3 separate regions of the Mus musculus genome follow, and all the other regions are linked to region 1. The links are chromatin loops, found by intact Hi-C in ENCODE. Cell type or tissue: left cerebral cortex. All regions are shown on one strand. Each heading gives the region's core, and the rest is flanking DNA. Links, peaks and the distances in the headings are about the cores only.

Region 1 (10,589 bases), core at 2,367-7,366:
TAACTACCAAATCATGGCCCCAGCTCTAGAACTGGTTATTAATAAGTAGGACCACACTCTAAAGTAGGTGAAAGATAGAATAGTAAGTTGCTAAACAGCACCGCCCAGTGTTACCACTATAGGTGGGCATAGGTGGGGGGCTCCTTCATGAATGCACTGCTCTCCTTGAGGCAGAGTGGCAGGTCCACACCATCATTGCCACAAACACATAACATGTTTTACAGTGTCACCATAATGGCCACTCATAAGAAGTGATTGGTTTTTTTAGCTGTTTTTAGTGTTATGGGGCCACTGTTACTCATGTGGCCCATTGTTAGCAAAACATCTTCACTTGCTGCTCCTTCCCGATTAACAGTGGGTCTCTGACATGCGTTGTTTAGGCAGCATGGACAGAAATGACCATGTCTCAACCCAGCTGAGCCTCTGGAGGCATCACAGATTTACACTCATCCGTCTTGCATTTCTGCTATTGCTCTGGCAATATTCTCAGAGTAGATACCCCAGGATGATGGGAGACTTGTAGGTTAAGCCAACCCAAACCCTAACCTGGACCCCACCCATCCATTAACCTCAAGCACCTGTCACAGCAACCAACAGACACAAGCAAGAAAGCTTGGGCTTATTTCTGTACACTGATCACTGAGTTTGGAGTTATTTGTTACACAGCCTTATTGGAGACCTTACTGACCGACACATATACAATTTATCTACATTTAAGCACACATAGAAAGCTATATGTGCATCAGAACAAGTACAAACATAAATGTTTCACACAGAACTGGATGTGGCCAGTACACAGGGGTATGGTGGCACAGGACTAGAGGGAAAGAACTGTAGATTAGTCAATTCATTGGAAATATGCAACGACAATCATAGCCTTGGCATTGATTAGAGCAGTAGCATCAGCTTGCTCTTCTCCTCAGAGTTTTGACCTCAATAAAAACATGCCCATGAAGGCCAGGTTAGAGAAGTCACAGCAGGAAGGTACACAACTGGTGTTCAAATAAGTAACCAACAGGTCAGCGCTTGTGATACAATGTGAAGGTCAGAGGACCTACAACTGGAACCTTCATCTGGAAAGACATTTGACAGTCTTATCAGGAACCAGAACAAAATGACCTGAGGTGTCATTGCCACCCTAGTCTCCCAGTCTGAAGGGTCCAGGGATAGGCCTGGAGCCCAGTGCTGGCCAAGGGCCAGCCCTGCCTGAGACCCAGCTGTGCTGGAGGCTAAAGCCTGTGTTTTGAATCACATGGGCCACTGGTGCCAAGCTGAACCAAATTAACTCTTAATCTCTATCTCAAAGAGTTTGTCAACTTCAGTCCTAAGGGAAGGCTGAGAACTCCAGAGGGGACAAGTGATCCTTCCAGGCACGTGTCATCCGCAGGGAGACAGCACCACACCCACAGGCTGTAGCCACGTTTGTATTCTGAGGGCCACTCCTCTCAACCATCACCAAACTAAGGGTGGGGGGGGGCTTAAAAGTGAGGGATGAGTGAAGAATGCTACCAGACTTTCAAAGAGGGGCCAATGCCAATACTCCTCAAATTATTTCATAAAACAGAAACAGAAGGAACATTGCCAAATTCATTATGATGCTACAGTCACCCTGATACCCAAACCACACAAAGATTCAACAAAGAGAATTATAGACCAGTTTCCCTCATGAACATCGATGCAAAAATACTCAACAAAATATTTACAAACTGAATCCAAGAACAAATCCAAAAGATCATCCACCATTAACAAGTAGGCTTCCTCCCAGAGATGCAGGGTGGTTCAACATGCAAAAACCTGTCAATGTAATCCACCATGTAAACAAACTGAAAGGAAAAAGCCTATGATCATCTCATCAGATGGAGCCTTTGACAAAATCCAACGCCCCTTCTTGATAAAAGTCTTGAAGAGATCATGGATACAAGGTCTATACCTAAACACAATAAAGGCAATATACAGCAAGCCAACATCAAATTAAATGGAGAAAAACTCAAAGTAATTCCACTAAAATCAGAAACAAGACAAAGCTGTCTGCTCTTTCCATATCTATTCAATATAGTACCTGAAGTTCTAGCTAGAAAAATAAGACAACTAAAAGAGATCAAGGGGATCTAAATTGGAAAGGAAGAAGTCAACATATTTATAGATGATATGGTACTATATATAAGTGACCCCAAAAATTCTACCAGGGAATGCTTACAGCTGATGCGGCTTGATACAAGATTAATTGAAAAAAATCAGTAGCCCTCCTATATACAAATGACAAATGGGTTGAAAAAGAAATCAGGGAAACAACGCCCTTCACAACAGCCACAAATAATATAAAATATCTTGGGGTGGCTCTAGACAAGCAAGTGAAAGATCTGTATGATAAAAACTTCAAGTCTTTAAAGAAGGAAATTGAAGGTATAAGACAATAGAAAGGTCTTCCATGCCCATGGATCAGTAGGATTAACATAGTAAAAATAGCCATCCTACCAAAAGTAATATACAGATGTAATACAATCCCTTTCAAAATTTTAACACAATTCTTAACAGACCTTGGAAGAAAAATATTCAACATCATATGGAAAACCAAAAAGCCCAGGAAGTTAAACAATCCTTAACAATAAAAGGACTTCTGGAGGTATCATCATCTTTGATTTCAAGCTGTACTACAGAACATTAGTAACAAAAACCACTTGGTACTGCCATAGAAACACACACATTGATCAATGGAATCAAATCAAAGACCCAGAAATAAACCCACACACCTATGGACACCTGAATTTTTTTTTATAAAGAAGCCACAAATATACAGGGGGGGGGGGAGAAAGAATCTTCAACAAATGGTGCTGGTATAACTGGATGTTGGTTGTAGAAAAATGTAAACAGATCCATATCTATCACCCTGCACAAATCTCAAGTCCATGTGGATCAAAGACCTCAACAGAGAACCAGATACACTGAATCCGATAGAAGAGAGAATGAGGAATAGCCTTGAATGCATTGGTACAAAAGACACCTTCCTGAACAGAACACCAATCATGCAGGCACTAAGATCAACAACAAATAAATGGGACATCGTGAAAATGAAAAGCTTTTGTAAGGCAAAGGTACCATCAATAGGACAAAATGGCAGCCCACAGAATGGGAAAAGATTTTCACCAACTCCACATTTGATGGAGGACTAATAGCCAAAATCTTAAAAGAACTCAAGAAACTGGACCAAATAACCCAATTTAAAAATGGGGTATAGATCTAAACAGAGAATTCTCAACAGAGGCCAAGAAACGTTTAAAGAAAAGTTCAACCTCCTTAGCCACCAGGGAAAGGCAAATCAAAACTACTTTGAGATTCCATCTTACACCTGTCAGAATGGCTAAGATCAAAAACTCAAGTGATAGCACATGCTGGCAAGGATGTGGAGTGAGGGAGCACTCCTCCATCGCTGGTGGGAATGCAAACTTGTACAGCTACTATGGAAATAAATGTGGTGGTTTCTCAGAAAATTGGGACTTGATCTACCTCAAGACCCAACTACACCTCCTGACCATATACTCAAAGGATGCTCCATCCTACCACAAGGACACTTCTCAACTATGTTCATAGCAGCTGTATTCATAATAGCCAGAAACTGGAAACAACCTAGATGTCCCACAACAGAAGAATGGATAAGGAAATATGAAATCATAAAATCTGCAGGCAAATGGCTGGAACTAAGAAAAATCATCCTGTGTGAGGTAACCCAGACTCAGAAAGACAAACTTGAGATGTACTAACCTATAAGTGAATAATAGCTATAAATTAAAAGATAATCGTGCTACAATCCACAGACTCAGGGAGGCTAAATAACAAGGAGAAGTTAAGGGGGGGAATACAAGGATCTCCCTGGGAAGGGGAGTAGAATAGATTTTGAGGGTAGACTGGAGATGGGTAGGGTTGAACAGGAGGGATCAGCTGTTGGGGGAGAAAATACTGGGAGAAACATCTGGAATTGGAGGGCATTTGGGGAGTGAGGTAGAAACCTAGGGTAATGGAAACTCCATGGAATCCATAACAGCAGCCCTAGCAAAGACTCCTAGTGCTGGGGATGATGGAGTCGGAACCAGCCATCTTCAACCAGGCAAGGCTTCAAGTGAAGAGACTGGAACACCAACCCAGCCACAAAATCTTCGACCTACAGATTGCCCTGCCTGTGGAGTGTTCTGGGACCAGAGCCTACCACACCATCATCAGAGAGACCAGAGACGTCATCCTGCAACATATGGGAGCAGATACAGAGTCCACGGGCAAACATTAATCAGAGCTGGGGGAGTCCTTTGGAGGAGGAAGAGGAAGGAGAGGAAAGATCAGAGGAACAGAGGAGTCAGGGATACCACAAGAACATGGCCCACAGAATCAATTGACCAGGATGTAAGTGAACTTGAAGAGGCTAGGAAGTCTATAGGGGTCTGACCTAGGTCCTCTGCATATGTTATGGCTAAGTAGTTAGGTGTTCTTGTGGGACTCCTAACAGTGAGAGCAGAGACTGTCTCTGACTTCTTGCCTGCTTGTGGGGAACTTCTCCTTCTACCGGTTGCCTCATCCAGCCTTAATGTGATGGTATGTGCCTGGTCTTCCTGTAGCTTGTTATGCCATGTTTGGTTGATGTCCCTGGGAGGCTTGCTCTTGTCTGAGGGGAGGTAGGGGAAAGAAAGTGAAGAGGATGGAAGAAGAGACACTGTAGTTGAGATGTAATACATGAGAGAAGAATATTATTTTCAAGAACAAGAGTGTGTGGAAGAGACTGGAAAGTTGAGGGAACCCAGAGGAAAATAAAACCCCCTCCCTCAAAGAGCTCTGGGCTTGACTACTGACTCTATTCCTTCATAGATGTATGAGCATAAGCAATGTGGTCAGCCTCTCCAGGCCCCAGTTCTCCTCTGCAAAGAAGGAGCTGAAGAAACAGCTGTGCCGTGGGCTTGCTGAAAGGATGCGCGGCTGATGAGATGGAGCATGCTCAGCAGCAGATTCTCAGCAGAAGCTCAGCAGAGGCTCAGCAAAGGCTCTAGAGCATGGGCTTAGACCAATGCCAAGGCCCCAGTGATGTCCAATACCATGCTAGGATTTGGCACTGAATGAAGCTGGCAGGACCTTCAAAGAGGCCAAGGTCCTATGAAGAGAGCAAGACAGGTAACAGGAAGATTCATAGAACAGGGCTCTGTGGGATTTGTGGGCAGAAGGAAGTAGGGTATGATAAGGGGGTGTTCTAGACAAATGACAGCAGAACTCTGGAGAGAGGACACCAAGGGGGACCAGAAGCTGAGGGTGCTCAGAGAGTGTGAGGAGCCCCATCCTGGAAACAGTGGCCACTGTGTGAGTCTCCTGTGCCTGCCCCCTCTTCTTTGCTGGCCTTCTACAGTCTAAATGATCATGCTAAATAATCTTTCCTTAGGTTTACAAATCCCGGAGCATCCAGTGACTTTCAGGTTATATGGATGCCTAAGGTGATGATGGGCAGAATGGAATTTTTAAAGATTTAGAGGCGCTAGCCCCAGGAGGTGAAGGCCGGTCAGTATATTTTGTCCATGGTGGGGGAGTGGATATAGAGGCACTTGAAGACTCCCACCCACTCTCAGCTTTCTTTTCCTGCCCTGTAAGAGGACTTTATACAAGGGTTCCTCCAGATGGTGCTGGGAGGAGAGTAACCCTCCCTGTTGTCTCTGTATCAATCCTAAAATAAACCTGATTTTTCTTCTCACCAAATCTTGCCTCTCAAGTATCGTGTTTGGGTAGCATGCAGACAAAGTTTGTCTACTCCAGCAATGGCCCCAGCAGCAAATATCCCCCATTTGCCCCAGAGAGGCTGCTGGAAAAGGCCGGACCTCTGTCTCCTCTTACTCCTTCCCCGTCTAGCTACACAATGATAGGAAAGGGAGAGATTTGGAGCTGACAGTTATGGGACTCTCCTGAGTCTATTTCCGGTGGTGAGAGGTGTCTGGCCTAACTGGTCTTTCTTCCTATGATTGTGGAACTGAGTCCAGATCTTAAGCTATCACTTGACACTGGATTCCTCCATACACACAGAACCCCAGCTCTCTGCCCCTGATCAGTTGCCTTCTGGGATGCTGCTCCCATAGACGCCGCCTTCTGCCTGGACACCGGTAAATCAGCCTTCAGACTGCCATATACTGCCCTCTGCATGGCTTCCAGGGAGCCCAAGCTCTGTGAGTGACGTGTATAAAAAGGATTTATTTTTATTGATGTGTGAGTGTCTACGTGTATGTATGTGCACATGTGTGCAGGTTCCCACAGAAGGCAGAAGGGGGTTTGGATCCCCTGGAACAGAAATAACAGGGGACTGTGAGTTCCCAGTGTGGGTGCTGGGAAGCTGGGAACTAAACTCTGGTCTTTTGTGCAAGAGCAGCAAATGCTCTTAACTTTTGAGCCATCTCTCTAGCCCCTCTTGGAGTGACTTTTGGTGTTTGTTGCACCCCAGCCCTACTGACACTTCCCACCTATCTCCCCTCTATTCTCAAATCCCTTTGTCTGGAGCTGGTAGCTGCTGTAGACAGAACAACCCACAAGTGCTCCTGGAATTCACATCTGCTGATCCTCCATCTAGAAGGCCTTTCCCTACCTTGCCTATCAGCCCACAGGATGCTCGGCAGAGGACACACCCCAGTGAACACTTGCCTGGCAACTTGATCCCATCCCAAGTACAGCCAGACGTCACCCTGGTAACTGCACATGGGTTGTGGAATCTAAGACCTTCAGCCAATGAGTGTCCTTCTCCAAGAACCTCAGCAGCCCCTGTCCAATGACAGCATGAAGACAATCGAGCGGTCCTCCTCTTTCAGACTCCCTAGTATTGAAGAAAACCATCTTGTGAATGTCGTGACTCTTGACTTCCCAAGGATCAGAATTCCAGGCTCCACAAAGGTCTTCCTTGAGGAAAACATCCTTTAATAAGCATCTAGTGTCCTGGTAGAAACATCCCACAATGCCACAGCCTGGCAGGGTGGACCCAGGCGACTGTCTGCCATTAGCATCTAGTCAAGCAGACCTCCCCCTGCTGTGAGGAGCCTTCTAAGGGGAGCACACTGTGCCCTTTCGTCACACTCAGGACCATATTAACCAATGGGAAACAAAACCCCGCTCCGGCCAAAGGCACAGAGTCAGGGGTCTCCCCAGGTTCTGCACCGCCTCTGGCTTCCCTGGCAGAGAAAGAGCATTCTGAACTGACAGGACGGAGTGAATCCCGGCCAAGCAAAACCAACCCCTGCATGAACACACACACACACACACACACACACACACACACACACACACACCTGGGTGTGGTGGCCCTCCAATAGATCAATAAGTGTTCTGTGAATCTGCAGTGACCTCGGGATCTGAAAGGAACAGAGCACCTGAAAGCGGATAAGCTTCGAATTCTGATTCTCAGCTCCAATTTCAAAGTGACAAGCCATCGAGAGGGTGGCAGCTCTCCCAGTGGTTCTGAGTGGACAAGTGTCCAGCAGGCAGGATGAGAGGTTAATGACATGAACCCTGGCGGACGGAGAAGCTCCAGAAGGCAGTCTGACTACCACTACCGGGGAACTGACCCGCAGATGGACGCTTCCTTCCTCAAACTTCCCCCTCTCTTATCCTCTGTATCCTGAAACCCTCCGCGCCATGCTCCGCTCCTTGGAGAAACTGCTTCTGGAGATATGTCTGCTCTCTTTTAGTTTCATGTCTCCTCCAGAAATCTCTAACCAACACAGGGATATCTGTCCACACCTCCCTTCATCCCCACACTGCCCCCACCCCGCGCTCCCAGCCTCAGAAGTGTAGGGAATACAGAAAGCCAGCTCCGGGGCATTGGAGCAGCAACTGTGGGTTGCAGGGGTCTGGACGTTCACACTCACAAGCTACAGGTTTCACAGCCTGCCATACATCTAGGGGAAGAGAAGGCCAGAGTAGCCTCTCTCCTGCAGCCCTCCCCCACGCTTCTCTGGCCCAGGAGGCAGGGAAAAGAGTGTGGAATATGACAAGCATTTCCACATATCATGTTTCCTGTCCCTCCTGGGCCCACAATAAAACTACATTTCCCAATGTTCCATATAGCTGAGCACAGCCATATTACTGAGTTATAGTCAATAGGATGAACCATGCCCAGGCTGAGCTGGCCACATTCAGTTTGTTCTCTTTCCATAGTCAGGGGCTTGATAGAGAAAACTCCAGAGATCAGAAAAGGCAAGGCCATTATAGAAGAGGAGGTTGGGCCTGGTGCACAGGACACCAGTGTGCTCAAATGAGAAGTCAGCACTCCACATGCAGATGAACCCTGTGGCCAGGGCTAACCTGTTACCTCTAATGCAAGGGAAAATGAAGAGAGCCCCCGAGGCTGTGGAGGGACTGCTAGAGTGGACCACCACCCTCTCCCAACACACATGTGCCTCACCCCCAATATATACACATACTACCTACTGGAAGTCTTAACACAGAGGACCCTGCCATTACTCAAAAAGACAAGGAAGAGGAGAAACATCACAGGACAGTCACAAAGGAATGTTTGCAACAGGCATCTAGATAAACAGGCCTGGGCAACCTTTCAATGCTTTTCATGATGGAAAAAAAAAAGGCACAGATGCTGCCAGCAAATCAGCAAAACTAACAGGGCTTCAGGATCAGATCAATCCATACAGCCCGAGTGACTGATGGCGTAGTAGCTGAACAAGGGCTGGATGAGTGAATAGATGAGTGGGTGGGTGGATGCATGCATGCATGGATACATAGATGGATGTTTGGATGGATGGATGGATGGATGGATGGATGGATGGATGGATGGATAGATGGATGGATGGATGGATAGATGGATGGATGGATGGATGGATGTTCATGTTCACGCATACATGGATGGATGCTTTGATAGATGGACAGAGGGTGAGTGGATGAGTGAGTAGATGGACTGTTAAATGGATGGATGCATGGATGCATATATGCATGAATCGGTGGTGGATATCATGAGTGGGTAGATAGATAGATGGATAAAGGGTGGGTGGATGGGTGAGTGGGATGCATACATGGGTGGAGGGTAGGTGGATGGGTGAGTGGGTGAAAGGAGAGTGGATGTGTGACTGGGATGCATTCATGGGTGGAGGGTGTGTGGATGTGTGACTGGGATGGATACATGAGTGGAGGGTGGGTGGATGGGTGAGTGGGATACATACATGGGTAAAGGGTAGGTGGATGGGTGACTGGGATGCATGCATGGGTGGAGGGTGGGTGGATGGGTGAGTGGATGATGAAGCAGTTCTGGGTAAACTCATAGCCATGTCCATCTGTGTGGCTGACGGTGTTCTCGGTGCTGAAAAGACAGCAATGAACAAACCCAAATCACTTCCTTTGGTTAATTGGAGCCTTTTTTTAAATTGTCACAGTTAAAATTCCCTACAGTCTGGGCAGACAGACACTATGACCATCTCCACAGTCCAGGCAAGTGAACTGAACCCCAGCAAATAGTTGAAGAATGGAGAAGGACAGCTTTAAACCTAGGAACTTGGCTTCCATACAATGTGGCTGCCAGTACAGGTTCTGACTTGTACTAAATAAACAATTAATAACCCCCCCCCCACACACACACACACACAGAGTCCAGCTCTCTTCAGCACCTGGCCTCTGCAGATGGCAACAGCTGGCTGGAGCGGGGTTGCAGCTGTCCCTAGCGGGTGACCCACGTACACTCCAGATCCTCTGATCTGAGCATCCATAATGCATCACCTCTGGCTAGGCCTTGTCCTCTTTCCTCGTGCCTTGTCTCAGTACTCTGACTGTGTCCTCTTTCCTCGTGCCTTGTCTCAGTACTCTGACTGTGACCTGTAGGAGTTTAGATTGTGCCTCCAGACATTTACTGTGTCAAACGAAGTGGGGACAGAACCCGGCAGTCCTGGGAGGCATCTCTGACAACAGGAATGGTGGCTGCCTGTGGTTAGAGCTTACCCAACGCCATCTATGGTCCAAACAAGGTGACAGCTGAGGTCCTGTGGCCTCTCACAAGAAACAGGAGAACATAGTGCCAGGTGAAGAATGGAGCCAGGCAGGGTCCCCCAGCACTTCCTTCTCTGCACCCACAGAGCAGAGGCACAGGTAAAAAAAAATGGGGATGCTGGGTTGGTGCACTTGGCCCAGGGAGAAAACTCAGCAAAACACGAAAGGCACGGGCTCAAAAGGGTGGAGCCAAGTCAGCAGCACAGCTCAGCTTCTCCTGGCACAACTCTATTCAAATTAGCCTGAGTGGATCAAAGAGCTAAGACAATGAGCCATAGAAGAGAATCTCGTGGGAAAGTGCCATGATGCTGGATTTAAGGACCAAGTCTTGGAAGCAACACCAAGTAAAGAGACACAAAGAGGGATTAGACTGACCTCACCAGCGCCTGTGCATTGCAGGACGCTGCCTGTGGAAAGGAACATACACAGGATGAGGGGGGAAAAAAAACCTCAGCTCCATCAGCAGGCCAGGAACACAAACAGCCTCAGCCAGGGTGACAACCAAACCACCTCTTTTCAAGAGTAGACAAGGACCCTGAACTGGGTAATTCTTGTCCATTTAATACAAACCAGAGCCCCCTGGGGAGAGGGAGCCT
Region 2 (5,000 bases), core at 1-5,000, 310 kb before region 1:
GGGAAAAAATGTTTTATACTAATTTTTTTTTTTCTAAAGCAGAACCGATAAAGCTCAAGGCATACAACGCTGAAAACTATATTCAGCTCTGTCTCCTGCACATGCAAAGCAACTGAAAAGGAGCTTGGTTAAATTACATGTATCACACACTCACCTGGCTCTGAGCTGATTCTGCCCAGGCACTAGGAACACAAAGCATGCAAAGGGTGTGTGTGAGCAGCTCCTCCCAGAGCACAGACCTTAGCACAAGGTCACTAAGAAAAGCCAAAGAGCCAGGACCACCACACAGGGAAAGGCTGGCTAGGAGTCCAGGTTGCAAACCCAAGAAAGAGATGGAAGACGGTAGGTACAAGGACTATCATGGCTAAGAACAACCTCTAGCAATCATAGGCTTGGTGTGTACATAAGTCTTCCCAGTCTAACTGTCCTTACTGATCAACTAGGGTGCCACCTCTGTATCCCTGCCTGTATTCTGAGTCATGCTGACCGTCCTAGGAAGTCCTGTCCTCCCAGGCCAGGCCTACGGAGATTCCCTGTGGACAGACACAGCTTGAAGGCGATGAAACACAGAGGGAAACAGACTGCATGTTATGTAGCAGCAGGCAGGTGTCACTGGTAAGAGGGGAATGGGGAGGTAGGCTCCACCTGCCAGTCAACTGTCATGAAGGAAATTTACTACTATATTCTCTTTGCACATAAGACTTCCCAGGTTTAAAAACAAAAACAAAAACAGACTAAACAAAACACACATCTAGCCAGGTGTGGTGATACTTGCCTTTAATTCCAACACTTCTAGGTCCTGATGAGTTCTAGGCCAGCAAGGGCTATAGAGTAACACTGTCTAAAACAAATTCTAAAAAGCCCCTTTAGATCTAGCCTACCTGCTATGCGCCTCTGGCCCTACTCGGAGCCCACCATCCCACATGAGCACCACAGCACCTTAGAAGGTAGGTGCTATTAGCCCAGTAAGCTGACTGGGGGAAGCTGAGACAGGTCAAGTAACTTCCTGAAGGCTTAACTCCCCACCAGGAAGTCATAAGCTAGGACTGCCTGACTTCAAAGCCCAGTTAGTATCTGTTAGTGTCAAGTGGTTGCTTTGAATTTGCAGGAACCTCAGCCTGGAAGAGAACTCTGGCCACAGTGGCCTGCATAGCAATGCAGAGTCTTCCTTTGTGTCTCCTCACTGAAAGGTCTGTGATTTTTAACACCTTACTTCCAACAGCCCAGGAGACTAGAATACTCTGACCTCCTGAGCCCTCCCATCCTGCATCTGTCTTACCTTGTCAGGGTTCCCCTTCAACCAGTACTGGAGAAATTCTCTGTGCTATGGTTTGGAAGTGTCCCCAAAGGCCCACTGTTAAAGGCCTGGCTGGCTGGCTGTGCTGCTACAGAGTGACGGAACTGTTAAGAGCCCAGTGGAAGGAGACGGTACCAGCAGCACAGCAGTCCATGTATCCCTTTCAGGGACTCACCCCACCCCACCCCGAGCCCTTTCTAGTTTCAACTTGGCATTCCACTTTCTTGAGACCTTTCTGTGCACTTTCTCCTACTCTCTCCTGTGCCACTGAACTAAGATATTTTTTCCTTCCTTTGTCTTCATAGCTTCCTGCTCTGCTTTCATAAACATCCACTCCTTTTGAGAAGCCTTTGCCTTCAACTGGTCACTTTTCAGAACAGGAGTCTCCAGTCCCAGGTCTTTTAATTCTGGTTGCCCGTGTTCTAGAGGCTGGACACTTCTAAGAGCTGACATTTGCTTTTAGGTATCAGACGGGGTGGAGTGGAGCTCAGTAGTATAGGGCATGCCTAGCTCAGGGAAGACCCATGTCTTAGACTCTAGTCCCTCTGCTGTTCCAGAAGCCATGGCTGGAGATCCTGAACCTTGACTAAACCAGGACAGATAAGCACTCCCAGTCCATATTCCTTTCCTCTGGTCTTGCCAGCAGCATGTGGCTATGCTGGAGAAAGTCTAGGAAACCGTGGAAGAATGTCATCAAATGTGATGGACCATGAGACAGCCAAAGGAACTAGCAGCTGCTGGGAATCACACCTCTGGATAGCCACACATCCTCCACCGCTAGCACTCCATCTTGTCCCAGGATGTTCTTACACCCACACATCTAGAAACCCTCTAGGCTCCTGACACGTCGCACACAGGAGGGAGGTGAAGTGTGATGTTTCTCATGCAGAGTATCAGCTCCTCCAATCTCTGCCCCATCTGTATTTGTCCTTTCAAAGGCACCTGGAATCTTTCATTTCCAGTTCAGGTGTCAACTTCTAGTTACCCACCCTTCATAGGTACTTAGCTCTCTCCCAGTCTGCTCACCAAGTGTTGCTGAGAGCTGCTGATGTGTTCTTGGCTTACCCCATGTGATGTCTCTATTATCATTTCAGTAGCATTTAGAGAAAAACATTTATCTTCCACCATTCTAATCTACTGAAAGCTCCAACTTTCAGATTTTACAAAGATTTTGTCAAGCAAGAGGCACAGGTCAAGAATAAAAAGGGCTTAAAGGAAGTTGCTATGGTGTTGTAAACTACCTGCCCTGTGAAGTTTCTTTTTGTAAATTTTTATGTGTTTGGTATTTTGTCTGCATGTGTATCTGTGGATACAATACTCTCAAAGGCATTAGATTCCCTTGGAATGAGGCTCCAGATGGTTGTGAGCTCTCATAGGGGGTGTAGGGAATTGAACCTTGGTCCATCTGGAGGAGCAGTTGGTGCTCTTAAGCACTAAGCCATTGTTCCAGCCTCTATCTTAAGCTTCTTTACAGTCTATAACTGTGGAATATCGACTGTCCAAACTGTGTGTGTGTGTAAGGTGTGCTAATGTATGTGTAGGTATGCTTGCATGGAGGTCAGAAGTCTGTATTAAACCTATGTCAATTGCATTTGATGCTAAAGTCTCTTTTATTCACCTGATTTAACTATTATCTCCAGAGTCGGCTAACCTAGGCCTAGTCTTAGAAGCTCCTAGCCTTCTTACAATCTTATCTAGGTCTACAATGTTTTCAGCCTCTGCGACGTGGGGCTGACTAAGCTCAGCCCTTCTTGTTCTTTCTGAACTCTGGCTGGCTGGTTCAAGTCAGTTGCTCTGACTCAAAGGCTTTCCAAATTGAGTGATTCAATCTGGCTTCTCTTTCTTGGCCTCTCCTGAATTGCTCTTCTTGGCTCTTACTAACTTTGGCAACATGTTCTAATTCTGGCTCCTTCTCATTCTCTGGCTCCTTTTGTCTTCACCAGTGTCTAGCTTGTTCTCTCTCTGCGACCTCTATTAACTGTCCCAGTAAAACTGCTTCCTTTTTTCCCTACACTATTCTCCTAAGTAGCCTTAGGAGACGTCACTTTCAGACATGGATGCTTCTTTCTATAAACTAACTTTACTTAAGGGAGTGTCTGTATTATAGAGAGAGGAATTAAAGGTGTATGCTAAGGGTATGTCTGTATTATAGCCAGAGTAGTTGTGCTGTTGGATTAAAATCCTTCTACATCTCTCCTTCATTTTTTAAAACTGGCCAGCAAGCCTCAGGGATCCACTTACCTTCACCTCACAATCCCTACTGCCCCAGCACCATGATTACAGGTGCTCTCCGACATACTCAGCTTCTTACACGGGTTCAGGGGAACCGAAACCCAGATCTTATGCTTGTTCAGCAAACCCTTTGCCCACAAAGCCATCTCCCAACTCTATTAGCATCTCTGAGCTTTCTTATAGGTCAGATGTTGATGCTAAGATCAACCTTGTAGGGCTACAGAGGCTATGATGCAGAGCAGTCATGTGTGCTGTACACACAGCAGCAGTATCATAGTTATAAAGAAGTTAAAAACCTCTCTCAATCAATGACCCTTTGCTGTGACAGTGTAATGATTTCTCCTGCATTTGAGGCAAAAGCACGGCACAGGGACAGACAGTACATAATGCTCGCTAATCAACTATTCTGTTACTGGTTTACAGAGTACCATGATAATTTTACAACATATTCCTCCTACTTGAAGAAAATGTTTATTATTGTAAGCACCATGCCTGTATATCCAGCCAATCGTGTACACTTTGTGCTGACTATCTTTGGATTACACCAAGAAGCCACCCTGAGTGTCTGACCCTCGTTATCTATGTGTGAGTGCATGCTGTGCTGTCCATCTCTGAAACACACTCTTATGGTTGTGTGACACGACTGTATTTCAAACAGGGCTTGGTAAACAGCTCAGCAGTAGAGCCCTTGACCCAGAAAGCACAACACTCTAGGTTCAGTCCCCAGTACCAAAAAAGGAAAGAATGAAGGCACAAAGAAGAGATTGGTGCAAGAGGGAAGGCTGCTAGAGGACACCCTTGCAGAGGAGTCCACTAGAATTCGGGGCACACTTCTCGGATCCTTTTTAGATAGAAGGCACTGAGCAGTAAGGAACTGAATGAAGTGTAATCTTCACACTTCAAGGCAGAATGTGACCAGAGAAAATGACAACAAGGAGAGCCAGTTGGCCACAAGGTTCTGCTCTTACCTTTCTTGGTCTTACAGGGACCACACTCAGGGTGAATCTCCTGCAAGGGAAGGGACACCACCTTGGCCAGCCCAGCATTCAGCATGTACTGGTACAGACGCTTGAATGTCCTTTCACACAGCCCCTGCAAAACATAAGCCCACGGGTACTGCTAAGTTAAGGCACTGGGGAATCCCAGCACTGCAGAAACACTAGTTTCCAGGATGACAATTACCAATTGACAGTAACTGAAGAAATGCCACAGGTACTAATGAGATTGCCAAGCTGCACTCGAGGAGCTGAACAAAGTATGGAGCAGCACAGACACCCTGCTGTGACTACAAAGAGGGGAAAGAGATGTGCTGAGAGACCCTGCAACAGTAGATAGGGTAGAGTAAGACTGGTAGGGGCAGAGCTAAGAGAAGACTGTCCACCAAGACTTCCATACTGCTTTTAAAATCCAAGTGTATGCATGAATCATTAACAGAGTCTTCCCAAAGGCAGTAGAGAAAAATAAATAAATA
Region 3 (10,589 bases), core at 3,096-8,095, 100 kb before region 1:
CTTACCTGCTAAGCTTCCTGCCTGTGGGAGTTAGAAGTTAGGGATCGTGGAAGCTTGGAAAGCACACATATGCAATGGAGCTGGCAAGGGAAAGCTGCTCACTGAGATGTGACTGCCTCACCTGCTGTCTTTGGCAGCTCCTATCTGATGTGAGGAACACTCAGCTCTGCCTCCCTTTGTCGTCTGGAGCTGACACTTGTTCTCCTGGCTGCCCCGCATCCTTCCTAATGTGTCCGTCAGAGTGAGGCTGGTGAAGTGAATGTGCTCGGAGCCCCTAAGCTAATCTGTCCAATGTTTTTCTCCCTGCCTCGGTGGATCCCACCCAGGGCTGATCTCAAAGGCCACTGGGGATGTCAGGCCAGGCCCGGAGCTGCCAGGCTTCCCATGTGTGGTGTGTGTCGGGAGGAGACTGCTGCTACAGCTCCCTGTCCACCACGTGGCACTTACGGGTCGGGTATCTCTCGTGGCGGCAGGCAAGGCGGAAGTCTTCCTCTTCACTCACGTCCCCCTTCTCAATCCTGGAAAGAAACAAAAGAAAACCCCAAGACTGGAATGAGAAGGCAGGCAGAGCAGAGCATACCCAGGGCTGGAGAAGCACCATGACAACTTTCAAAGTAGCCTTCTACCTGTTGCCCACACCCTGAGATATGGGCACCACTTTTCCCATCTATGGAAAAGAAACAGGTATTCAAGGGACAATTGGGCTGCAAAGCAATCAGTAACCATACACATGGCCAGGGCTTGCACACACACACACACACACACACACACACACACACACACACACACACACACACACGTGCACGGGAAGGGGAAAAGAAGAGGAAGAAGATAGAGAGGGAAGGAAAGAGGGAAACAGGGACAAAGGGGGATGCGCTACACACATATATAAATAAAATTAATTCCTGTCAGAAGGTTGCTTGTGCCAACCCAGTGGGTCTCAACTTGGCTATTGCTAGAAGTTACCCATTAGGAGTTTTAAACAGGGCTGGAGAGATGGCTCCACGGCTAAGAGCACTGACTGCTCTTCCGAAGGTCCTGAGTTCAAACCCCAGCAACCACACGGTGGTTCACAACCATATGTAATGAGATCTGACTCCCTCTTCTGGAGTGTCTGAAGACAGCTACAGTGTACTTACATATAATAAATGGAGTTTTAAACCCCATGTGGGTCTTCCTTCCTCATATTGTATCAGCTCCTGGGCTTTATTTAGTTCTTGAAACAACTATTAGAGGTGCTCTGGTGGCTGTCATTACTAACAGCAGAGGCCACGATGTGGTGGCTGCTATTACTAATACAGCAACGACAACCACTGCACCCACCAAACACATAGGGAAGATGAGGTAAAGGGGAGCTGGGAGCTACAGAGTCTCACTGCCTGGTCACTGTTGAACTGAGGTCCACAGTTCATCCCACCCCAGTGTCCCAGATCTTCAGATGTCACTTGGATCCTGTGTTTTCCTGCTGGAAGCAGACACTCAGCCCCCAGAAGGCTGTAGTAGAAGGGTGGTCGGCTGCCACCCAGAGCCACTTTAAGCTCAGCCCTTCTCTTTAAGGTACAAGCTCTGCCACAGCTCCGCAGGGCCAGCAGATGTGGACCTGCACTGGAGAATCTACCAGAACTGACTCTACACAGAAGCTGGGAGCGGAGGAGGCTGAGACAGGGGCATCATGAATTTGAAAGCAAGACCCTGTCTCAACAAAAGTTAAGAGGAGAGAAGAGAAAAGCAAAGGCAGTGGGGGGTAGGGCAGTGCGATTCCCGGCAGGGCTAGGCTTTGGTCTGGTTTGTTGGGTCAGATGTCATCTCATGTTCCAAGTCTCTGCTGGTCCTCACACAGTAGCCTGCAACCTGGCTGCTCCTGGCCACGACATTCCCCAGGGACATCAAGCTCTTGCTTGAAAACAGCTGCAAATGTCACAAGGTGATTTGAGCAGAAATTTCTTGGGAAGTAATTCTGCTTTGTGTGAAGAGACCCAGAAAGTGTCTAAAAGGACTGAAAGGGGCTTGGCAGAACCCACACTCTGATGGGTGGCAGGCGGGAACAGGGACATTGGATGTGGCACGTGTACCTTCCCAGGCCTCAGGTTCTCCTGAGTTGTGGCTCTACCTTGTGCTGGCTGCTTAGATCTGTACATGTCTTCCATGTCCCCTGTCTCAATTCCTCCATCCAGTGGGTGGGCATCTATTACCTGCTGCTTAACGCTGTATGTGGGTAGCACCAGGCAAACTCATCCATCCACAACTTCCATTGCCATTTGCCCTCTTTATTCCCATAGCCGAGAGTCTTCTCGTCATCGGCAACACACCCAGTGTCACCACAAAGCTCCAGTTATAGAGAGGTGCTCCTTTGCTGCATTAGCACGTGTGCCCTTCTTCCATCATCCCAGTTAGCTTTCTTGATGACTTCTGAGACAAGGTCCCATTATACAGCCTGGCACTGAACTTGAGATCCTCCTGTTCCAAGTCTCTTGCATGCTGGGATGAGAGGCCTCCTCTGCCTTGCCTGCGCCAACATTCATGTTTTGAAGGACGCAGAGGAAAGACTTTGAGCTGTCAGTGGACTGACTCACTGATGGTCACATCACCGAAGCCACTGAGTTGCTCTCCCAGGTCCAAGGGCAGTCATGGTCAAAGCCAAGAGCAGTGTCCAGAAAGCAAAAGAGCAACAGGGGAGGGTGGCAGTGCAGAGGGGCCCTGAACACTAACACCTGGCTCTCAGAGAGGGAGAAGAAACGAGGGCACAGTAGACCTCTGCAGGTCGAATCTTCTCATGTGGTTAGATGGGCTGCAGCCAAATGGAGCCAAGATGGACAAGGTGGGCAAGGACCCATCATCAGCTTTGCCTCATTCCCTGCATGGCCTCATTGCACAATATCCCATCAGAACCATCCTCAAAGCCAGCCTCCCTTCCCTGACCCCAGGCCAGTTGTTTCCAGCCACTGCCGGCACTATCTGACTCCATGCTTCTGTGAGAAAGGATCTCTTCCTCTCCATTTTCAGTATGCACCCCTGCACATGCATCCCACGTAGGCTTGAACTGCCACCAGCATCAGCTAGAGAGCCTGCACTGGCCGCCATTTCTGTTCTGAAGATGTTTGCAAACAGAAATGAATAACTTCATGCCAACAAACCAAAAGAAGAGAGCCCCCTCTCTCTTACACACACACACACACACACACACACACACACACACACACACACACACACAAATACCACCATCAGAATAATAAGAACTAACAATCAGTGGTAATATCTCTCCATTCCTCCAATGAAAAGACATAGGCTAACAGAGTAGATGCATAAACAGGATCCATCAGCCTGCTGCATACAAGAAACACAACTCAGCAACGAAGATAGACACTCCACTCTGAGTAAAAGGCTAAAAAAAAGTTTTCCAAGCAAATGGACCCATGGAACAAGCTGGAGTAGGTATCCTAATATCTAATAAAATAGACTTTCAGCCAAAACTAATCAAAAGAGATAGGGAAGTACACTTCATACTCATCAAAGGACAAATCCACCAAGAATACATTTCAATTCTGAACACTTTAGGTAGTCCCTGCCCAACTGCTGACCCTTGCTGGCCACATTGCCTCCTGGGATCCTGAGGATGGCTATCTGTTCTGCTTCACAGCCCAATGTTTCCCAAACTTAATGGGCACAGATATCACCCAAAGCCACAATTACGTAGACTCTGAGAATCCGCTAGATTATGCTTTCTCATGGGCTCCATGGAGGTCCATACTGTAGGTTGCAAATCCCAGTTGAATCTCAGAACAACTGCTAAGCCTGGCTCTCCTGGCTTTGAGGCATGGCTCAAGACCTTCCCACAACTGTTTCTCTGCCCAGCTAGTTGGTAGGAAGAAGCTGAGGAGTTCAGGAAGTAGCCATTTCTTCCAGATGTTGCTTCCAGATGTTCTTCTCACACTCCCTCCACCATTTCCTACCCTATGGACAACCCCCACCCCCACCCCACTCTCTGTCATGCCTTCCAATGCTGGTGTGGATCCGCAGGATCAATTGGTGCAATTCAAAGGTGTTGGGATCTTCTGGGCACCAATCTCTAAATCCTGGGGGACACACTCCTCCCTGGAATAACAATTTCAAGGACCCCAGCCTGGAGCAGTGCCCTGCAAGGAGCCCCGAGAAGTCCCATCAAAGCCTCCTCAAAGCTAGATCTGAGACTCAGAAGTTACAGATCCAGAAGACAGCCCCAGAGGACTGAAAACACATTGGTTTTAAATGGTCAATTTAGAAAGGAGTGAAGGATAGAATTAAAAGGAATACAAGAAATAAATGACCTGCAGATGGTAAATGAAGATTCCACGGCATCCCACCAAAAGGGCAGCTCCAAGAGAAGGAGAACATGATGGGTCTTAAAGATATCTTATTTTCGAAATTTTTCCCTTTCTTTTGCATGATGAGTCATTTGGAATATATCAGGAAAGAGCAGTTCCCCCACCACATTCAGTTCTGGCCTGGTCTTGAAGAGTGCTTTATTTTGTCTCCATTTCTGCAGAGAGGCATGCAGACATCTTGTGAATGGCAAGGGTGGAAATATATGAAGTCTCCAGCATTAGTCCCCTCCAAATGCCAATCTTCCATGCCTCCTTCAAGGTGTCCACAGGCTTCCTCCTATTGCAAGGCTCCATGGACAGCATGAGACCTCCTGATTCATGGGGAGGAGACCCTTCCACCATCCTGAGGACTGCTCCCATGGGGAAGGAGCACAGCCAGCTGTCCACAAGCCATGATGCCTTGGTATGATCATGTGCTCATGCTTGGATGCCCAGAGTGCAAATAGATCAGAGACACCAGGGCAGGCAAAGAATGAGGCAGAACACAGGGCAAGGCTGGGATGTTCCCATGATGCCCTGAGGACCAAGGAAGTCCCATCAGCACTCTGGATGGAGAGGAGGGGCCATTATCCTGGTCACATCAGAGCATTGCTGAGCAACAGCTACTGGGAGTCAAAAATGGACCAATGATTCTCTGACTTCTGTAACTTCCCATGTTTCATGGGTCCCTGAAGCTGCAGAGGTGGCACATGGGTAAGGGAGTCTGTGGTGCTTTAGTCATCAGAAAGTGGAACTATTTGAGAAGGATCAGAAGGATTAGGGGGCATGGCCCTGCTGGAGGAAGTGTGTCACTGGGGGTGGGATTGGTGGTTTCAAAGAGCCCAGGCCATGCCCAGTGCCTTTGTGTGCTGCCTATGTATCAGGATGTAGCTCTTGAATCCTGCTCCAGCACCATGCTCCCTGCCGTGATGAGAACAGGCTAAGCCTCTGAAACTGTAAGCCAACCCCCAATTAAAAACTTTCTTGTAAGAGTTGCCTTAGTCATGCTGTCTCTTCACAGAAATAAAACAGGGACTAAGGCAGAGGTCTAGTTGTGTTGATGAGAATTCACTGGTCTTGGGGTAAGAAGAGCTATGGGACCAGGGACCCTGTTTTCACCAGTTTGAACACCTATGAAAGAAACATGCAATTGGGGCAGAGAAGCAAGTAGGCTCCGTTTGGGGGGCAAGCATGTGAGTAAGTTTAGCCATGCTGATGGGCAGTCACGTTTAGATGCTGAAATAGGAAGTGTAGCTGCATCAAAGAGTGGGATTCTGAGATGTGGGTGTCCCAAGCCATGTGGTCACTGAGGGAAGAAGAGGAGGGCTCCCTGGCCTAAGGAAGCATGGCACTCAGCAATACCAAGGAGAGGAGGGTAGGAAATAAAGAAGACCATGTCCACACTCTGAGTGATCTCTGTGGGTGGTCAGTTCTGCCTCAGTTACTGCACTGCTGTGTTTCAAAGAGTCCTCCAGATACCCTGCAAGTGGAAAGGGCAGAAATCGCCCCTGGGAAAACACCAGGAAGAGCAACAGGGGAATAGTTGACTGGGGTTGCCTGAAGTGGGAGCTACAGAACCAGGGCAACAGATCTCAAAAGCCAGGACTGGGCAGTCATGTTAGAGTGTGTTGCACTCGATGTTGAGAGTGCCTTAGTGGGTTGTGGAGGGCCTGAGAGACAGATTGGCGTGGGTAGTGTCATGAGTGGGAAGTGAGGATGGGAGAGAGGCCTTCCACGCAGCCCGGTAGCAGGCAGAAGAAGGGATTGTGGTGCTGGGGTGAACTCAGAACACCCTTTGGGACTGCTGAGATGTTTGGCCACTGAGCAGGCAGAGGTACCCTTCACCATGCAGGAATGACAATGTCCCATGTAGGCCCCTGACATGCAAGGCAGCTTGCTTTGTGACCGTCTGGGAAATGCCGTTTCTGAGAGCTGGCTTCAGGGAGGGACTTTTGCAATGGTTTCTACTCCATGTGACACAGAGAAAAGAGACTCACTCAATGTGGCCACATTGAGAAGAGGATCTAACAGAAAAATGATGATCCCAAACCCCAAACAACCATCTTTGAAGCCCTGGAAGGAGGTTTGGTTTAAATAGAGGGTAAGATGTGTCCATATCAAGGTGTTGTCTGTCTGTCCATCACTGTGTGGGCTCTGGTCTGGTCTGGTCTGGTCTGGTCTGGTCTGGTCTACAAGGTGTCTGATAAGCCTTCAGTACTGTCTTAGTCGGGGTTTCTATTCCTGCACAAACATCATGGCCAAGAAGCAAGTTGGGGAGGAAAGGGTTTATTCAGTTTACACTTCCACATTGCTGTTCATCACCAAGGAAGTCAGGACTGGAACTCAAGCAGGTCAGGAAGCAGGAGCTGATGCAGAGGCCATGGAGGGATGTTCCTTACTGGCTTGTTTCCCCTGGCTTGCTCAGCCTGCTCTCTTATAGAGCTGAGACTACCAGCCCAGAGATGGTCCCACCCACAAGGGGTCTTTCCCCCTTGATCACTAATTGAGAAAATGCCTTACAGCTGGATCTCATGGAGGCATTTCCTCAACTGAAGCTCCTTTCTCTGTGATAACTCCAGCCTGTGTCAAGTTGACACAAAACTAGCCAGTACAAGTACCCTGTGAAATCTCTCCCTAGGAGACAGGCCACTCCCTGGAAGCAGCAGACTTCAGTATGGGATTCCCAGAAAATTCCAATTCCTTGGGGCCCACTGTTTTAGAAGTCAGATAGATCAAAGGAGAGACCCAGAGTCCCTACTCTTCTGCTAGGATGATTACAGGGATAGGAAACACTGGCTTGAAGGATGCCCCTCTTCCTAAGGGGGTAGTATTATTCTCCCTGTGCAGAGGGAGATCTCAGAAGTCTAGCGGGGAGCAAGAGAGGATGCTCCTACTAAGTCTCCAGTCACCTTGTGACCATGCTGGGAGGTAGGACACACTCACTCCCCAGCCAGACAACAGGACTCCCCAGAGGTGAAGCAACTTGGTGAGGGTACTCGTGCCCCTAAGGTTATTCTACTTGTTTTCTCATATATGTATTCACACATATATGCTGTATATGTGCATGTATATGTGTATGTGTATAGATATTTGCAGTACTAATGATTAAACCTATGCCATTCATTCATTCATTCATTCATTTTTGAGATAGGGTCTCACTATGAAGACCAGGCTGGCCTCAAACTTGCAGAACTGCATCTGCCTCTGCATCCCACGTGCTGGGGCTAAAGCATCTGCTATCACATCCAGCACCCTCTTTTCTAAAATTTAAATTTATTTATTACTTTTTTTTTTTTAAAGTCAGAGTCTCATTAAGTTGCCCTTGAACTTACTCTGTAGGCCAGGCAGGCTTTGAACTTGCCATTCTCACTCCCACAATTTCTGCCACCAAGCGTAGCTCGCAGACTCAACTCAAAGTCTGATTCCACTGACTCAGGGCTCAGGGCAGGCAGAGAGCTAGAAGACACGGCTGCCATGGGAAACCCCGGCTGACCTGCTGCTAATTAACAATGTTGGTGTTGCAGAGCCCTTGTGGATCCAGGGGCTGGGTCGGGCTGCAGAGCAAGAGTGAGCTCCCTTCGGGAAAGGCTGACACACAGGGCGAGCAGAGTGAGCTGCATGCCTCGAGCTGAGTCAAGGAATGAGCATGTGCTATGAGTCATCAGAAGAGCCAAGAAGCAGGAGGGAAGCAGGTGGCAGGAGGCCACCCGAGTGGGAGTGTCCTCTCAACAGCTCTGGGCTCCTGGTTCCTCAGAGGCTGCCGCACCCACAGGGAGGCAGGCTGCTTGGTCAGTGTGGTGGAGTTCTCTCCAGGGTCTGACCCAACAGGTCTTATTTCCTCTCACATGCTGTTAAACCAGATCTGAGCATTTGAGTATTTAAAAGAACCCCTGATTTGCAAATATGTGCCTACCTTCAACAGCTCCCACCCACTCCCCAGGAGGCCAGTTACGACTCTCTCCTTGGGGACAGCTGGCAGCAAGACAGTGGGCAAGAAGCCTTTAGAATTCTAGAGGCTTCATAGATTTAGGACATACCACTCCCAGTTGCCAGTTTTCAGGGGCTGGGTCAGCCAGCCTGGTGGTATGACCTGCCCTTTCCCATGAGAATGCTATGTGTTAACACGTGTGCACATACATGTGTTTACATGTACACACACACAATGTTTCAAAGCCCCTAGCCACTCAGAACCCACCTAACAGCCCCTCACACCTTTGAAGGACTCTTGTTGAGAAAATTCCAAAAGGACCTGGGTAAGAGTGGGAATGAGGTAGGGAAGAGACAGCCCAGGCCGATCTGCCCAACAGCTTCCCAGAGCAGCAGTTTCCAGACCCCACGGGGATATAGAGGGTGGGATGCAGACTCCTTTCTTGATGGTGACAATGGGGAAGTGGGAACCAACACTGTGCTGTGATGAGCCAGGTGCTCACACTTCCCAGCCTGCGTGTGCTGGCCCTGCCTGCCTCTCACATTGAGGCTCCTCCACCCAGGCTCCTCTACCCGGAGACTCCTCTGCCAAGGCTACTCTGTCCTTGCCACACAATAGTCATCAAGGACCAAGATTAAATGCCATGGTAACTATGTGGCCTGGGATGGTACTAGCCAGCTGTGTGGCCTTGGACAAATCACAGCACCCCTCTGGGACTCAACTTGGCATATGTAAAGTAGGGACAACACTTTTTCCATACCTCCTAGAGATTCTGTGGGCATTAATAAGTCAGTCACACTTGGGGTGCTTAGGGGGTGTGGGTCAGGCTGAGCTGTTACAAGATTAACAACCCATCTGAAGCACTATCCTGCCTCTAACCTAAGCAGGTGGTTTCCAAGCTTATCTCCCTCTCCCTCTCCCTCTCCCTCTCCCTCTCCCTCTCCCTCTCCCTCTCCCTCTCCCTCTCCCTCTCCCTCTCCCTCTCCCTCTCCCTCTCCCTCTCCCTCTCCCTCTCCCCTCTGCCTTCTCATGCGGGGCCTTGAGCCCATTACACCACAGGGGAACAAAATGTCAGCATTTCCAGATGCCAAGGGACCTGGATTCTCTTTATGTGCAGAAGACACAGGCCCAGAGTTGTTTGCTGCCTAGAGCCAAGTCACACAGCAGTGAAGAGCCAGGTCAGACCACAGCACTCTGTTTCCCAGCGGCTCTCCTGAGTGTCTCTCAGCTGCCCTGCAAAAGCCATGCAACAAAGCCACATGCTCAGAGCTGCTTGTAGGCAAAGAGCAAGGGGGGCGGGGTGGGGGGGAGAGGAAGAAAATAGAACAGAGCAGCAGGGCTGAAACATTCTCCTCGGAGGGAAGGGAAATCAAATTTGATGAACCTCTGCATAATGTTAAGTTATGAATGTGCAAAGTGATATTCTGCACGTATGCCGGGAAGCACTCATCACGAGCCTGAGCAGTCCAGGGCTTCAGGAACTGGGGCTTGATGAGAAGCCGCTTGCCAGGGTGGGGTATGCACGATCTGAGCTGCTCCCTTCGCAGCGCAGGGTGCAATTTCCCTAGTTGGATCACATGAAAGTATAACACGCAGTTGTGGTGTTAATGAGGCACTGGGGGCTTCAGGCTATTCACCACAGCTTTAGGTTCTGAGGGTTGCCCATCTCCGGTCCTGGCTACTGATGCTGAGCTGGGACAAGCTCTTGAGCATGCTGGGAATGAATGGCCTCCTCTCTGCCAGGACACTGTCTGCAGATAAGGAGACCGGAGTGAACCGCCAGGCAAAAGGGAGGCAGTATCCAAGCATCAAAGATTACCAGGAAAGTAATCCTTGGTCGCCAGGAAAGTACCTCATGAGTTCCCACTCGGTTTCTGGCACAACCCTGGAGACCAGGTGACACTAACTCCAGCATTAAGTATGCAAGGCATACATGCAGAAAAGTGGCCAGGAAGAGGGTGAACTGATGTGTATCCCAGGGGGTACTACAGATGCAAAACCCCAGAATAGGGCAGTCTTGGAGCACCTGTGGTGGAAGGGATGAGGCAGAGGAAAGACCAAGTCAGAGAAAGGTCTGGAATAATCATGCAGGGACCCATCCCCCACTCCATGTGGCTGGCATACATGGTCAGCCTCTAAAGAACTCTCTGGCCCAGTCTTCTTCCCTTTACTCCTCCACACACACTGAGGGTATGCTCCTGGGGCTGCTCAGCCACACCCACTGGGAGTATTGCATTTACCTCTTCCTCAGCCCCCTCTCCTCACACCCAAGGACAGGGGACAGGGTGTATCGGGAAGGTGGCTTCAAGAAACACAGGAGA

Evidence for each region. Peaks named below come from ENCODE experiments on the same cell type or tissue, not always from the same donor. Only the 100,000 strongest peaks of a DNase experiment are listed, where the experiment ranks them.
Region 2: it touches region 1 in a loop (3-fold over the local background); 2 of 42 quality-filtered maps call a loop at or near these places.
Region 3: a loop joins it to region 1, with 9 times the contacts of the local background. A loop is called at or near these places in 3 of 42 quality-filtered maps.

The regions. Positions count from the first base shown.
Region 1 is chr7:125,995,182-126,005,770 of GRCm38, forward strand. The region is part of intron 2 of Gsg1l (GSG1-like); the gene reads right to left. Among named protein-coding and RNA genes, the nearest start is that of Gm51456, 48 kb to the left of the region's middle. In left cerebral cortex, for the core only: no CTCF peak of the experiment used is centred there; DNase peaks (open chromatin) are centred at 4,951 and 5,584; H3K27ac peaks cover 2,198 bases.
Region 2 is chr7:125,688,642-125,693,641 of GRCm38, forward strand. Gtf3c1 (general transcription factor III C 1) reads right to left here. Exons shown (of 37, transcript NM_207239.1): 6 at 4,498-4,621. Among named protein-coding and RNA genes, the nearest start is that of Gtf3c1, 17 kb to the right of the region's middle. In left cerebral cortex, for the core only: no CTCF peak of the experiment used is centred there; DNase peaks (open chromatin) are centred at 2,091, 3,167 and 4,643; H3K27ac peaks cover 457 bases.
Region 3 is chr7:125,891,213-125,901,801 of GRCm38, forward strand. Gsg1l (GSG1-like) reads right to left here. Exons shown (of 7, transcript NM_001101488.1): 6 at 448-518. Among named protein-coding and RNA genes, the nearest start is that of Gm51456, 56 kb to the right of the region's middle. In left cerebral cortex, for the core only: no CTCF peak of the experiment used is centred there; DNase peaks (open chromatin) are centred at 4,470, 6,050 and 8,042; H3K27ac peaks cover 575 bases.